3 separate regions of the Homo sapiens genome follow, and all the other regions are linked to region 3. A link is a loop called in an ENCODE intact Hi-C map of the cell type or tissue named here. Cell type or tissue: endothelial cell of umbilical vein. All regions are shown on one strand.

Region 1 (5,000 bases), 100 kb after region 3:
CAAAGCATCCATCACATAATAGTAACTTACCTGTGGCCCTGCTGGAAAGTCTGTACCATGATAATCATTAACATTTGAGTGGTTAATGCCAAGTGTTAATTCACTTAGTTATCAAAATAATTCCTTCGGGTGAATGCTATTTTCACTCCCGTTTTATAGTTGAGGAAACTGAGGCATAACAAAGTAAAGTAATTGGCAGGGCTGGATTTCAAACCCAGACAGTCTAGCTCTACCTGGTGCTCCAACCAGAATGATACACTCCCCCTTAGGATGGGACTGAGTCCTTTTACCTGAAACAGCCTCTGCAGCCAAGCACAGACCTAACACACAGAAAAATTTAATAAATGTTAGTTGAATGAATCTTCAATTAGTAGAAGACTGTTTATTCATTTCTTCAGTAAATATTTATCAAGTGCCTTCTATGTGGCCAGCACTATTCTGGGCACTGGCACAAAGTGGTGACAAGACCGCTGCAAGCCTGAGTGGCCTCTTGTTCAGCCTGACACACGATGCAGAAACTCCTTCTCCCACATTCCCACCTGATGGCCATCCCACCTCTGGTTCAGGAGATGGAAAGGCGATTGCTGTTAGATTCTTGTTTGTTTAAGAGACTGGCCTTCCTTGGCCTTCCACTTGAAGAAGCACAAACTTGCACTACAACCTCATGCCTATAACAGCCTTTTACATCTTGCAAGATAGTTCTAGCTCCTTCAGGTCTTCTTTATTCTAGGCTAGACTAAGCTTCCTCAGTTCCTTCATCAGTTCATGCTCTGATTACATTTCTGCAGGAGACAGCTTTCATTTACTTACTCATCCATTCATTTAAACTTTGCTTGCTGGGTGTGGTGGCTCAGTCTGTAGTCCCAGCACTTTGGGAGGCCAAGGCAGGCAGATCGCTTGAGCTCAGCAGTTTGAGACCAACCTGGGCGACATGGCAAAACCCTGTCTCTACTAAAAATAAAAAAATTAGCCAGGTGTGGTGGTGTGTGCCTGTAGTACCAGCTACTCAGGAGGCTGAGGCAGGAGGATCTCTTAAGCCTGGCAGACAGAGGTTGCAGTGAGCCAAGATCGTGCCACTGCACTCCAGCCTGGACCACAGAGCCAGACCCTATCTCAAAAAAAGCTTTACTAATGACTTACTATTAATATGTACCAGGTACTTTGCTAGGCCCTATGAATACAGAAATGAAGGGCATGGTTTCTTCCCTCAAGAAACGCATGGTCCACTGGGAGAATGAGGCATTTAGGGAAATAATTTCAACATTTCCTAGGTGACAAGTATAATAGAGATACAGTTATACTGAGTAGAACCACTCAGTGCTACAACTAGACTTTAAGCCGGCCACTCTGGGATCATTCAGTGTGGCCATGTTTATCTTGCATAGTGACCACGAGAATGAAAAGAAGAGCTAGGAAATAAATATCTCCACTGTCCTGATCTGAGTGTTGTCATTTAAAGGATGCAGTCCAGAACTGTAACTGATTTATTTAGCAGGTGGCTAACTTAAAAAAAAAAACCCTAGTATTAATTTCATGAAATGTTATCAGGCCCATCCTACACTAATGAAATGAGAGATAGATGAGAGATAGGCAGATAGATAGATAGATAGATAGATAGATAGATAGATAGAGAGATAGATAGATAGATGGATAAACATTTTGCATGTTTCATCCCTGGTAAATATCCTCTTATTTCAGTCTAGCAAAGCTCTCATATACAATACCAGGCCTTAGGAATCAAGGTCCAATTTCCAGCTCCATTATTTCAACCTCCAAGACCTACCTCATAGGTCTGTTGAGGGCATTAAAAGAAACAATGAATGAAATGATCTGGCACGTTGTAAGCCCCATAGTTGGTGCTCAATAAATGCTAGTAATATTTACTTGTGGCTTACTGGTTCCTCAAGATTCCTTAAAATCTGAATCTGGACACCCAATGTATGAGGCTGCGCTTCAGCTTCATGTCAGCTGCAAACCTGACAGGGTGTCTTCTAATTTTCAATAATCACTCCACTCCCAACTCCATTCCTCATCCGCATCTGCTTCCCTTCCATTTCCATCTTTGCTCGGCCCAAGTATCAGGCGCTATCTCAGAAGGTTGACAAACCAGCATTGCCACCTGGAGGACAGCATGAGAATCTGGGTGAGAGAACAATTTTATGGCACCAGATAAACCAACTCAGCTGTTCTGTGCCGGCACTAACGAGGCCAAGTTCAGAGGTTCATCCCCCAAAGGGGCCAATTAGCTTTACACTGAGAGGCACTCCGGAGTGCAGCCCCAGCCTCTAACCTTGGCCCCCAAGTTACACGTGTGTGGCTGTTGGTTAGAAGTGAATTCATCAATCCAATCCCATTTTTCATAATTTCTTTAAAACCCAGTTGTAAGGCAGCGTGGAAACAACAAAAATGCACAAGACCTTCTCCTTCCTCTTAAAGAAGCTTCAGCCTGCAACAGTGTTTCCCCAAATGAATCCTGAGACATTAATAGGAGTTATGAGAATAAGTGGCTCCAGTGTTAAATCAGTTTGGAAAACACTGATCTAATCAAAGTCGAGGAGCTTGTTTACGAAAGGGCTTTGCAGAGCTTGCTACATGCTAATATGCACGTGCTAATTTTCCAAGAAGGAAATGCAGTGTGCAGAGCTTCACAGATTTGGACAGCCATGGGCATCCGCACCTTTAAAAAAAAAAAAGAGGCCGGGCGCGGTGGCTCACACTTGTAATCCCAGCACTTTGGAAGGCCGAGGCGGGCGGATCATGAGGTCAGGAGATCAAGACCATCCTGGCTGACACGGTGAAACCCTGTCTCTACTAAAAAAAATACAAAAACTCAGCCGGGCGTGGTAGCGGGCGCCTGTAGTCCCAGCTACTCGGGAGGCTGAGGCAGGAGAATGGCGTGAACCTGGGAGGCGGAGTTTGCAGTGAGCCGAGATCGCGCCACTGCACTCCAGCCTGGGCGAGAGAGCGAGACTCCGTCTCAAAAAAAAAAAAAAAGAAAAGAAAAGAAAAAGAAAAGAAAAGAAAAAAGAAAAGAATAGTAACGAATCTACTGGCCCAGGATATGGCTACTTTCAATGGAACATCTATTTTAAGAAGCAATTCATCCATGGCAAAGGTTCACAGTCTATTGCTAAGTTTAAAAAACCAGGAAGGGGGAAGCATACTGTAGAACAATATCGCGTTTTGAAAAGATAGAAAAAGATGTACATATACTTGGGAGAATAAAAAACAAAAAGACACAAACCAAAATGTTAGCAGCTGTGATCTTTTTGTTGGGAGTGGTAGTTGTTTTTCTGTGCTCTGCTTTTTAAGTTTTCTGCCGTAAACATACAGCACGTGTTAATTTTAAAATGAAACCACCGGCCAGGCGTGGTGGCTCATGTCTGTAATCCCAGCACTTTAGGAGGCCGAGGTGGGCAGATCACCTGAGGTCAGGAGTTCGAGACCAGCCTAGCCAAAATGGCGAAACCCCGTCTCTACTACAAATACAAAAATTAGCCAGGTGTGGTGGCATACACCTATAATCCCAGGTACTCGGGAGGCTGAGGCAGGAGAATGGCGTGAACCTGGGAGGCGGAGTTTGCAGTGAGCCGAGATCGCACCACCGCACTCCAGCCTGGGCGACAGAGCGAGATTCCGTCTCAACTAAAAAAAAAAAAAAAAAAAAAAAAAAAAAGAGGAAGAAGAAAAGAATAGTAACGAATCTACCGGCCCAGGATATGGCTACTTTCAATGGAACATCTATTTTAAGAAGCAATTCATCCATGGGAAAGATTCACAGTCTATTGCTAAGTTTAAAAAACCAGGAAGGGGGAAGCATACTGTAGAACAGTATCACATTTTGAAAAGATAGAAAAAGATGTACATATACTTGGGAGAATAAAAAACAAAAAGACACAAACCAAAATGTTAGCAGCTGCGATCTTTTTGTTGGAGTGGTGGTTGTTTTTCTCTGCTCTGCTTTTTAAGTTTTCTGCCGTAAAGGTACAGCACGTGTTAATTTTAAAATAAAACTACCGGCCAGGCATGGTGGCTCATGCCTGTAATCCCAGCACTTTAGGAGGCCAAGGTGGGCAGATCACCTGAGGTCAGGAGTTTGAGACCAGCCTGGCCAACATGGCGAAACCCCGTCTCTACTAAAAATACAAAAATTAGCCAGGCATCGTGGCATGCACCTATAATCCCAGCTACTCGGGAGGCTGAGGCAGGAGAATCGCTTGAACCCTGGAGGTGGAGGTTGCAGTGAGCCAAGATCATGCCACTGCACTCCAGCCTGGGTGACACAGCAAGACTCCATCTCAAAAACATTTAAAAATGTAAAAAATTAAAAAATAAAACCACAAAGCCCTTGTTTTAGGACAGTGTACCATCTTCATATGACTATTATTGTGGAATGCAAATGTTTCTTACTTACAATGGGGTTACATCTTGATAAACTAAGTTGAAAATATCCTAAGTCAAAAATGCATTTAAAACTGGGCGCAGTGGCTCAGGCTTGTAATCCCAGCACTTTGGAAGGCCAAGGCGGGCAGATCACAAGGTCAGGCGATCAAGACCATCCTGGCTAACAAGGTGAAACCCCGTCTCTACTAAAAATACAAAAAAAATTAGCCGGGGGCCTGTAGTCCCAGCTACTCAGGAGGCTGAGGCAGGAGAATGGCGTGAACCCAGGAGGCGGAGCTTGCAGTGAATGGCGATGGCGCCACTGCACTCCAGCCTGGGCGATGGAGCGAGACTCCATCTCAAAATAAATAAATAAATAAATAATAAATTTTAAAAATGCATTTAGTACACCTAAGCTACTGAACATCATAGCTTAGCCTAGTCTACTCAGACATGCTCAGAACACTTACATCAGCCTACAGTTAAGCAATATCATCTAACACGAAGCCAATTTTATAATAAAGTGTTGAATATCTCATTTCCATTTTAACATTACCAAAAGTGAAAAACAGAATGGTTGCATGGGTACTTGAAGTATGGTTGCTGCTGAACGTGTA
Region 2 (5,000 bases), 67 kb after region 3:
AGGCAACTTAGACTGTACTGCAGTCTAAGGAAGGCTCAGAAAGGCCATCACGGAGTCCTTGAGCCAAAGTTGGCTATCAGAGGAGTCCGGTGTCTTCCAGGAACAGGCCTGCTTTAGCCTCTCTGCTGCATTCTGTCATCTGGAAGCAGCTTGCGGGAGACCGGGCCTTGGAGCACACAGTGATGGATTGTGGAGCCAGCAGCTGGGGCCTCCTGTCGTTGGAGGGCAGCAAGGTGCATTCTTTTGGCAACAGCAATCTCAAAGCATCCTGGATGCCCTGCTGTCCAATGTGACAACAGACCCCAGACCCATGGCAACTTGAGAGGGCCTGGCTGGGCACAGCTCGGCAGGCCGACCTCTTACCTAGCCCCTGCGTGGCAGCTGTTCTCAGACATTCCCTGATGGCAAAATTGACAGGATATTTATGTTTGTTTGACACGTTGGGATCAAATGTTTCCTGTCTCTCCTATTTTTGGCCTTGCTTTGGTCTTCAGAGAAGGGAAGCTGGGGGCTTCAGTTTCCCTGCTGTTGTCTTTGTTTGAAGTAAAGCCAAACAAAAGACGCCCTACCCTGATCATGTCTGTCCTGCCTTTCCTGGGGCCTCCCAGCCCTGCAGCAGCTCTGCCTCCTGGACCCTCCATGCATGTGTCTACACGTAGGAAGCAGTATGGGTCTGGAATTCAACTTCTAGGTGGGTCTGGGCTTAGACAAACCTGGATATGTGTATCTGTTCCACCACTGTTAGCGGCATAACCCTGAGCAAATGGTCACCTTGGTAAGCCTTAACTTCCTCATCTATAAAATGGGCATATTTGCCTAACTCATTGCTTGAATCCAGGAGTTCAAGACCAGCATGGGCAAAAGAGTGAAACCTTATCCCTAAAAGATATAATAATAATAAGTTAAAATTAGCTGAGTGTGTGTGGTGGCATGCACCTGTGGTCCCAGCAACTCGGGAGGCTGAGGTGGGAGGATCATTTGAGTCAGAGAGATTGAGGCTGCAGTGAGCCATGATCACACCACTTCACTCCAGCCTGGGTGACAGAGCAAGACCCTGTCAAAAAACAACAACAACAACAACAAAAAAACAACAACAAAAAAAAAACCTACCTTATAGAGTCATTGCGAGGATTAAATAAGATAAGGCACACACATGAAGTCTTCAGTTCTTCAGTATAGCTTGGCTTATGGTACATGCTCAGTGAATGATACTTACTAGTTGTAGCACTTACAAAACGTCTACTGTCAGTCTTATTATTACCATCAGTAGTATCTTCTGGTGAGTGACATGGAGGTCTTGGAAGTTTCTCCTATCCTCAAGAAGCACACAGACTAGAATAATAACACACAAAAAGCCTTGCTGAGATCAGCTACTAGGGTTTTGGAGGCTGGTTTGCAGAAGTTTGTCACAGTCAGGTCTGTCTCATTCATTTTTCCACTTTCACAAGACTTCCCTCTCATGTCTGCATGTGTGTTCTGAATGGATGGGCAGTGTCTTAGACCCAGCACACCACAGCATGTAGAGATGGTGCTCCAGGCATGATGAGAGTACATTCCAGGCACTGAGCGGACTGGGGGCCAGGAAGAGAGCTGGTTGGGAGTGATGATAGATACAGCAGGAGGGAGAGGTGTGCCCTCAAGCCCCGGTGATAAAGGGCCTCATAGACCAGATTAAGGAATTGGACTTGATCCTGAAGGCAACGAGGGTGCCCTTGAAGAGTTTCAAGTGGGAGAGTGATGTAATCAGATTTGTCTGATGGCTTCAGAACAATGTACCAGGTTAGTCCCTTTCCCTGGGGAAAGCCTGTCCCCTGGGGAGGAAAATATGAAGAGAAAGAACTGGAATTGCCACCACCCCTTAAAAGCACTGCCTGCTCAAACTTTCCCTGACCTGTCGCGTCTGAACAAAGGCCCCACGGCCAGCTGGAGAGGAGCCTTGTTGATTACTCACAATTCCCTTCCCGAGAGGACGGGCGCTGATGTGTTTTCTCTTGATAACACTGGCTCCTTTCGAGCAATAGGACTTCCTGTCTGATCGGAGAGCAATTACTGCACCTCCAAAGAGAAAACGCTTTAAACAAATCCAGTTTTAGCCCTCTGTGATAACGGAGACGTTTGCTCACTCATCAACCATTAGCCCTGAGCTTAAGGAAGAGTGAGTACTTAGGACCAGGATGATGTTTCCAGATCTGTTTGGTAAAAGATTCCAGTGGCCGAAGGGGATGTATTCCCAGGGAATCTGGGCCCCCTGCTCCAGCCTGGGCTTGGAGCTCCTGGCTCTCCTGATTCTCCCCAACCCACAACAACCCCCACACATCACAACCCTAAGGTTGGCCTACTTGGGGCAAGTTGTAGCTGCTCAGATCAAACTCGGTGTCTCTTGGTCCATTTATATGAGAAGATCATAAGGAAATCTGCATGAAGACAATTTGTTACCCAGCAGCCAAAAGTTAAAACTTTTTTTTTCTTCTCACTTTAGGTTTTTGTTGTTGTTGTTTTTGTTGTTTTATACAGGGTCTCACTCCATCACCCAGGCCAGAATGCAGTTGTGTGATCAAGTCTCACTGCAACCTCTCTCTCCTGGATTTAAGCTCTCTTCCCATCTCAGCCTCCCAGGTAGCTGGGACTACAGGTACATGCCACCATGCCCAGCTAATTTTTTGTGTTTTTAATAGAGATGGGGCTTCACCATGTTGCCCAAGCTGCTCTCGAACTCCTGGGCTCAAGTGATCCATCTACCTCGGTCTCCCAAAGTGCTTGATTACAGGCATGAGCCACGGCACCTGGCTGGGAGATTTCAAAACAGAAAATTCTACCCCCAACATTCTTACCAGAGACCATGAGTTGTCATAACTGTCTCCTTTCCAGGACCTGCTGAAATATCCCTCACTCCTTCCTTGCTATTGTAAGACTAAGAAAAGGATAAAAGGGAGATAATCATATTAGTTAACACTTACATGGTGCTTGCAATGTGCCAGGCACTGCTCTAAGCACTTCACGTATATTAAATCCTGTAATCCTCAAAATGACCCTGTGACAATACTACTATTATTATTACCACTTTTCAATGAGACAACTGAGGCATAAGGGAGTTAAGAAACTCGCCAAAGGTCACACAGTGTACCGCACAGCCAGACTCCAGACCCAGGCAGTCCTGGCTGCAGATTCTCCCCTCGAAACCACCATGTGTACTACCTCACACAACCATCATGCTCTCCCCTCACCTGAACCTTCTCCTGTATTCAATCCTGGCTCCATCCTTACCTCTTCCAGGAGGTTTTCCTGAGCCTACAAGTTCCTCGAGAGCAGGGATAGTAATCTTACTCATCTCTGCCTCCTTGGCACTTTGCACCTAACTGATGCTCAGAATATTTGCTGAATAAATATAATAATTTGTTGAGCACTGACCAGAGATTCTTTGCATCCTAAGGACTTTTGTAACTGTCAGCACTCTCTAAGTCGTAACAGCTTGTAATGTGCTCATGACTATCCTCACAAGTGAATGCTTTGTGTCCTGGCGTAGACTGTGAGATCCACTGGCCTTCCTTGGCAGGATGCTCAGTCCGAAATAAGTGCACAGTCGGTGTTCTGATCTGGCATTTTCTCTACTTTCCTTCATACTAGGTGTGGCAGGCAAAATAATGGTTCCCTCAAAATTCCAATCCCAATCCCCAGAACCTGTGGATATGTTATGTTATACAACAGTGAGGGAGAAGTAAGTTTACACATAGAACCAGGTTGCTAATCCGCTGGCCTTGAGATGGGGAGAGCATCCTGGATCATCCAGGTGGGCCCAATACAATCACAAGCGTCCTTATAAACAAGAATCAGAGTCCAGTTGGAAGATATATACTGCTGACTTTGAAGCTGGAGGAAGGGGCAAAATAATGGCTCCCCCAAAACGTTCATATTCCAATCCGCAGAACCTGTGGATATGCTATGTTATACAATAGCAAGGACCCAAGGAGTTCAGATAACCTCCAGATTCTCTCCCAGAGACTCCAGATAAATGCAGCCCATCAACACCTTGATTTTAGCCCCATGACACCCATTTTAGGCTCTGACCTGCAGAACTTAACATAATACATTTGCACTGGGTTTTTGTTTGTTTGTTTGTTTGTTTGTTTGAGACTTAGTTTCACTCTTGTTGCCCAGGCTGGAGAGCAATGGCGCAATCTCTGCCCACTGCAACCTCTGCCTCTGGGGTTCAAGTGATTCTCTTGCCTCAGCCTCCCAAGTAGCTGGGATTACAGGCACCCGCTACCATGCCCAGCTAATTTTTGTGTTTTTTGTAGAGACAGAGTTTCACCATGTTGGTCAGGCTGGTCTCGAACTCCTGACCTCAGGTGATCCACCTGCCTCGGCCTCCCAAAGTGCTGGGATTACAGGCGTGAGCCACTGTGCCCAGCCAACTTGCACAGTCTTAAGCTCCTAAGGTTGTGGTGATTTGTTATAGCAGCCATAAGAAACTGATACACTGGTACTGGATGTAGGACAAAATCAACATGGTCTCTGCCCTTACAGAGCTTGCTGAATATTCCCAATGTCTGGGGACTCTGGTTCTGGCAGACAGTTCCTGAAACACATTGGGTCCCAGAAGCATTTCTGGGGCAGTGCGAGATCTGCCCTGTCTGGGGCTGAGAGCCTGTCAGTGGGGTTTCGTGCTCTCTTTGGCAAACTTACCTCCTTTTGCTACCATATATTGAGCATTGAGCATTTTCTACGTGCTAGTGACTACACTAAGTGTTTTGCATACAGATCTAATTTCATCCTGACCACAGTGCTCTGAGAGAGGTATTTTTATCGCCATTTACCAGATGAAGAAACTGAGGCTCTGAGAGGAAAAGTGACTTTCCTAAGAGCACACAACTAGTAAGTGGCAGGTATGAGCCCAAGACTTCTGACTCTGAGCTCACACATGCTGCCAGCCACACTGCTTTGGTTCCAACCTCTGCAAGGCAGGGTCCAAGGCAGGCCAACCCCACCCTGCTTCAGCCCAG
Region 3 (5,000 bases):
TACTTTTAAAAAGGAATGTTATTTTTCTCCTGAGAATTTGTTGAAGGAAGTGGGGGTTTTTGTTATAACAAACCTAGCTCATTACAGAACTGGTGTCTTAACCTTCAAGACTGAATAGTGATGTTTATATTCTCATTGGATGGTGGTACTTCCTGTGTTTTATGAGAATATGTTGAGCTTTTATGCTGGTAACTGAGGGTAAAACCCAGGTAAATAAACACCATAGAAAGCCGAAATTGAAGGGTGTATGTGTGTGTGTGCGGTATTTCAAGCAGGAAAGCACAATTCTTTTAAAGCAGGAAAAGAAAAAACAAAACAAATGTCTCTTAAAAGCACAAATGGACAAGTCATTAACCAGCTCCTTTGGTCTTGTGTAACAAATCCCTTCAAAGGATTAGAGGGGGACTTCAAAGGAATAAAAATTCTCAAAACCAGACAGCTAATGACTCTTAAAAGGGCATTTGCGTTGACAGGAAAATGATATCTTAAACACCCCTTACTCCCCATGTTAACGCTGAAGAATGGGTGAGGGATAGAAAAACATTCCAAACCAGTACGCGGCTCAGAAAACAGATGCGGCCAATGCTCATTAGAGCTCTGGTTCCCTGACCCCAAACCCTTTTAAGACTCTGCTAAAAACTACGAGACTCTACTCCCCAGAATAATTCACCTATACACAAAATGGTGCATTAACTTTCGAGGTTCACATGTCCCCATCGGTGGACCCCGAGGAGGGGTACACCTACTCAGATTTACTCCGGATTTCGCTGCTCTAGAAATCCCTGGAGGCCCAGAGCCAGCTCCGAGGTGGACGGTCGGACCCCTCACCCGCCCGTTATCCGCAAGGCTGGCAGCGGCTCCACCTGCGGACCGGGAAGGCGGCCGTTGGGGACCCCGGAGGCCGCCACTTGGAATGTTCCCCTTTCCAAGACCAAATGGACAAAGAGAAAGGACCGAGAAGGAGAGGGAAGAAGGGAGCAGAGTCAAGCCCAGAACGCTCTCCGGACTGCACCTGCGCGCCTCCAGGCTCTCCTCGTGCCTGCTCCCGTGCAAACTTTCTGGCCCGTGGTGGCTTTGGGGAGCGTCCCAGTAGCCTGGAGTGGCCCGCAGAGGCGCCGGGCCGACCCCTGTCCCTGCCGCCCGCCGCCCAGTCCCTCTCCCAGAGCCCCCGGAATCACCCGGGAGGAAGGAGGAGCCCAGCGCTCGGCACAGGGGGCCAAGGGCACGCCGCGAGCGCGCACCTGGAGCCCCCTCGCGGGCCGCCCGGGTCCCCCCGACGCTCCGGGACGCGAGGCCGTGGACACCGGGGGTGGCAGGGGCAGGGGGGCCGCACTTACTCTGAAGGGTCCAGGCTCTTCCTTTCGATGGCCGAGGACATTGGGGAGGGAGGCGGGGTGCCGGGCGGCGGGGGCGCTCCCTTTGTGGCGCGGGGCTGGCCGGCTGCCGGGGCTCGGACCCCCTCGGGTGCTCGGGCGCCGCCGCCGCCGCCGCCGTCGCCGCCGCTCCTGCGCCTCCGCTTGCTCCGGCGCTCCGCCGGCGAGCTCGCCCCTCCGCGCTCAAGGACAGTCACCGCGCTCCCTTCAAACGCCAAAGAGAGAGAGCGAATCACCGGGCTGCGGGCGCGCCGCGGCCGAGGCGGGGGCCGGGGCGCGCAGCCTGGCTCCAGGCGGCTGCAGCTGCTGCTGCTGCTCAGGACTTAACCTTCCATCCCGGTCCCGCCGCCGCCACCGCCCGGTCCCTCTCGCGCGCTGTCGCCGGCTCCGCGCCGCCCGCGGGGATGGTGTGCGCCCGCCCGGCCGCCCGGAGCCCCTCGCACCTTCGGCCCGGGTCGCGGCGCGCTGCTCGCCGCCGAGGGCAGAGAGGGGGCGGCGGCCTAGGGGCGGGGAGGGGACCGTGCGTCTCTCTCCGGGCTTCCTCCTCTCTCGGGAAGGTCTATTTTCGCTCAGCTTCCCTCTGTCTCTGGTTTCATTTCCTTTTTCCTGATCACGATTCAAATACAATAGAAGGAAATCACATTTAAAGAGACAGCTGCCCGGTCCCCCCACCTCCCCTTTTTTCTTCCTTTTTTTTTTTTTTTTTTTAAACGGGGCTCCTGGGGATTAGCAATACAAACAGCAGCATCAGGACTGACTTGGCTTCTTAAAGGGGCCAGTGTCGGGGACGGGGAGAGCCGCTCAGCGAACACCTCTCCTTGGAAAGGAGGCTGGGCAACCACTAAATCATTCTTCAGGGCTTCCCCTCTTCCGCCTTTCCCTTTTGGTTTAACTAAGGCAGAAAGTAACCCACGAACAGCTCGAGCAAGCAAGAAAAGACAAGAATGTGAAATAAGCACCTACAGAAATGCAAGTGTTCCCAGTGGATTTTCCGCCCGTCCCAGGTTCGAGGTCCCAGGTCCACGGACGCCGTGCACTGGGATGCCCCGGACAGCGCGGCTCTGCGGGCTGCGGGCTACGGGCTGCGGGCCCCAGGCTGCGGGCTCCGGGCTGCGGGCTCCGGGCTGCGGCCGCGCTCTGCAGAGGCGATGGTGGTGCGCCAGCCGGGACTGCACGGGCTGGGGACGCCTAGAGCAGAGCCAGGGCAGCTAATCCCAGAGGGAGGGTGGCTGGGAGGGACCACGCGGGGCCGGGGCTCCTCTCAGTCGGCTGGTGGCGGAATCCCCTCCCTCTGCACCTTTCAGAAAGCGGACTCCTGCGGTTAAACTGCCCCCCATGTAAAGTGCCAGTAGTATCCCGACCAGAGAAAGTGCTTTTTCAATGGTCAAGAACAGGATCAGAGAGATTATTTTGCCCTGGGTCAGGCACAGAGAAAGAAGGCGGACTTGATTTGGGGGTTCAGGCTTCCCCCTCTCAGCCTCCTTCTAGAAAGAGGCAGGAACGCAGAGGGGAAGCGGGGGAGGCTAGTAGTTTGCCCTTCCGTGGAGAAAAACTTAGGCTCTCCTGGGCCTCAGAGTTCCTTGAAAATATCTGCGTTCAGAAGCTGAAAGGCCTATTTGTGCGTGATGCCAGTCATTAAGGCTTGTAAAGAGGGAACGTACTTTCAGGATCCATGGTTTTATATGATCAGTCTGGATCATAGGCATACATTTCTGTTCCCATTTTAAGGATAACCAGAGTTTACTACTGCCTGCATGCTCTTGTCATTTTCTGGTCCCTGTGTCCCAAGGCTTGGGTCCCTAATGGGTATAATCAAAAGCTGTGTGTGTGTGTGTGTGTGTGTGTGTGTGTGTGTGTGTGTCCCAAAGGAAGCCTTAAGAGCAAATTTTTGTCCTAGTGGAGACTTCAGTATACAAAAAGACTTTTTCGGCTGTGCTCGGTGGCTCATGCTTGTGATCCCAGCACTTTGGGAGACCCAGGCTAGCCTGAGCAACACAGTGAGACCCCGTTTCTACAAAAAATAAAAAATAAAAATAATTAGCTGGGCGTGGTGGTGCTTGCCTGAAATCCTAGCTACTCGGGAGGCGGAGGTGGGAGGATTGCTTGAGCCCAGGAGGTTGAGGCTGCAGTGAGCCATGATCGCACCATTGCCCCCCAGTCTGGGGAACAGAGTGAGACCCTGTCTCAAAAAAAAAAAAAAAAAAAAAAGTTGGGTTTTTTTTTTTCCGATAGACCCTTGTTTTTAATTTAAAAAAGAAAATACTTAGAATTTAGGCAAGCCTAAACTATGTGATAAATATGTAACCTACCACACTACTTTCATTTCTAACAGAAATGAAAATAAATATATAGGTTGTGATGAACAGTTTACCTACTTATAACCAGTCAATGTGGTGGTTAAACGCTGGAATTTTGGAACCCAACTGCCTGGGTTTGATTTAGACTCTTACTTATCAGTTAGCATGTCCTAGGAAAATTATTTAATCTGAGGAGGCAGTATGCGGTAGTAGCTCTGGAGTCAGACTACCTGGATTCTAACCCATCCTTGACCAGCTGTGTCAACCTGGGCTCACAGCAGGAATTTAAACTCCCAGTATCCTGGCCGGGCTCGGTGGCCCACACCTGTAATCCCAGCACTTTGAGAGGCCGAGGCGATCCCAGCACTTTGAGAGGCCGAGGCGGGTGGATCACTTGAGGTCAGGAGTTCATGACCAGCCTGCCCAACATGGTGAAACCCCATCTCTACTAAAAATACAAAAATTAGCCAGGTGTGGTGGCACATGCCTGTAACCCCAGCTACTCGGGAGGCTGAGGCAGGAGAATCACTTGAACCCAGGAGGCAGAGGTTGCAGTGAGCAGAGATCGCGCCATTGCACTCCAGCCTGGGTGACAGAGTGAGACTCCGTCTCAAAATAAATAAACAAACAAACAAATAAACTCCCAGTATCCTCATCTGTAAAATGGAGACGACAGAACCTATTGCCTAAGTTATTGTGGGGATTATATGAGTTAGTGCACAAAAGGGTGGCACATAGATTTGTAATGGCATGGGGGTAATAACAGATATGAAGTTGCTTGCATGAAAAGCAACTGGTATATAGTAAGCACTCATAAATGGCAGCTGCTATGTTATAGTAAAGGGCATCATTAAGATAATTTTAAAAGAGCTTGAAATTAAATTTAAAGGTGAAATGGGGGTTTAAAATAAGAATTGCCCACCCAAATTTGGAAACTATTTCCTGTTTTTTAAAAGCAGGAAACAGGATTCCTTCACCTCACCCCCTTCTTCTCCTAAATAAAACATGTAAGTGTTTTCCATTTTAACGTTCATTATCGTGGTGACTAAATGACCTGTTTGCATCTGCTTGGGTGTTATTTGTTTGTTTGTTTGTTTTTTGAGATGGAGTCTCGCTCTGATACCCAGGCTGGAGTGCAATGGTGCGATCTCAGCTCACTGCAACCTCTGCCTCCTGGGTTCAAGCGATTTTCCCTGCCTCAGCCTCCCGAGTAGCTGGGATTACAGGCGCTCGCCACCACGCCTAGCTAATTTTTTGTATTTTTAGTAGAGACGGGGTTTCACCATGTTGGCCAGGCTGGTCTGAAACTCCTGACCTCAGGCGGTCCATC

The links. Peaks named below come from ENCODE experiments on the same cell type or tissue, not always from the same donor. Only the 100,000 strongest peaks of a DNase experiment are listed, where the experiment ranks them.
Region 1: a loop joins it to region 3, with 4 times the contacts of the local background. A loop is called at or near these places in 15 of 110 quality-filtered maps.
Region 2: a loop joins it to region 3, with 4 times the contacts of the local background. A loop is called at or near these places in 24 of 110 quality-filtered maps.

The regions. Positions count from the first base shown.
Region 1 is chr11:33,969,093-33,974,092 of GRCh38, forward strand. No RefSeq gene overlaps it. Among named protein-coding and RNA genes, the nearest start is that of LMO2, 80 kb to the left of the region's middle. RefSeq lists silencers at 530-824, 1,970-2,264. In endothelial cell of umbilical vein, a CTCF peak has its summit at 2,124 (motif pointing left); a DNase peak (open chromatin) is centred at 2,099.
Region 2 is chr11:33,935,490-33,940,489 of GRCh38, forward strand. No RefSeq gene overlaps it. Among named protein-coding and RNA genes, the nearest start is that of LMO2, 46 kb to the left of the region's middle. RefSeq lists a cis regulatory region at 1,482-2,229. In endothelial cell of umbilical vein, no CTCF peak of the experiment used is centred here; a DNase peak (open chromatin) is centred at 1,932; H3K27ac peaks cover 1,957 bases.
Region 3 is chr11:33,868,009-33,873,008 of GRCh38, forward strand. LMO2 (LIM domain only 2) reads right to left here. Exons shown (of 6, transcript NM_005574.4): 3 at 1,702-1,979; 4 at 1,338-1,578. The coding sequence starts at 1,708. Among named protein-coding and RNA genes, the nearest start is that of LMO2, 22 kb to the right of the region's middle. RefSeq lists silencers at 1,155-1,234, 1,425-1,504, 1,525-1,944, 2,375-2,614. In endothelial cell of umbilical vein, no CTCF peak of the experiment used is centred here; DNase peaks (open chromatin) are centred at 223, 2,113 and 3,053; H3K4me3 peaks cover 2,954 bases; H3K27ac peaks cover 1,503 bases.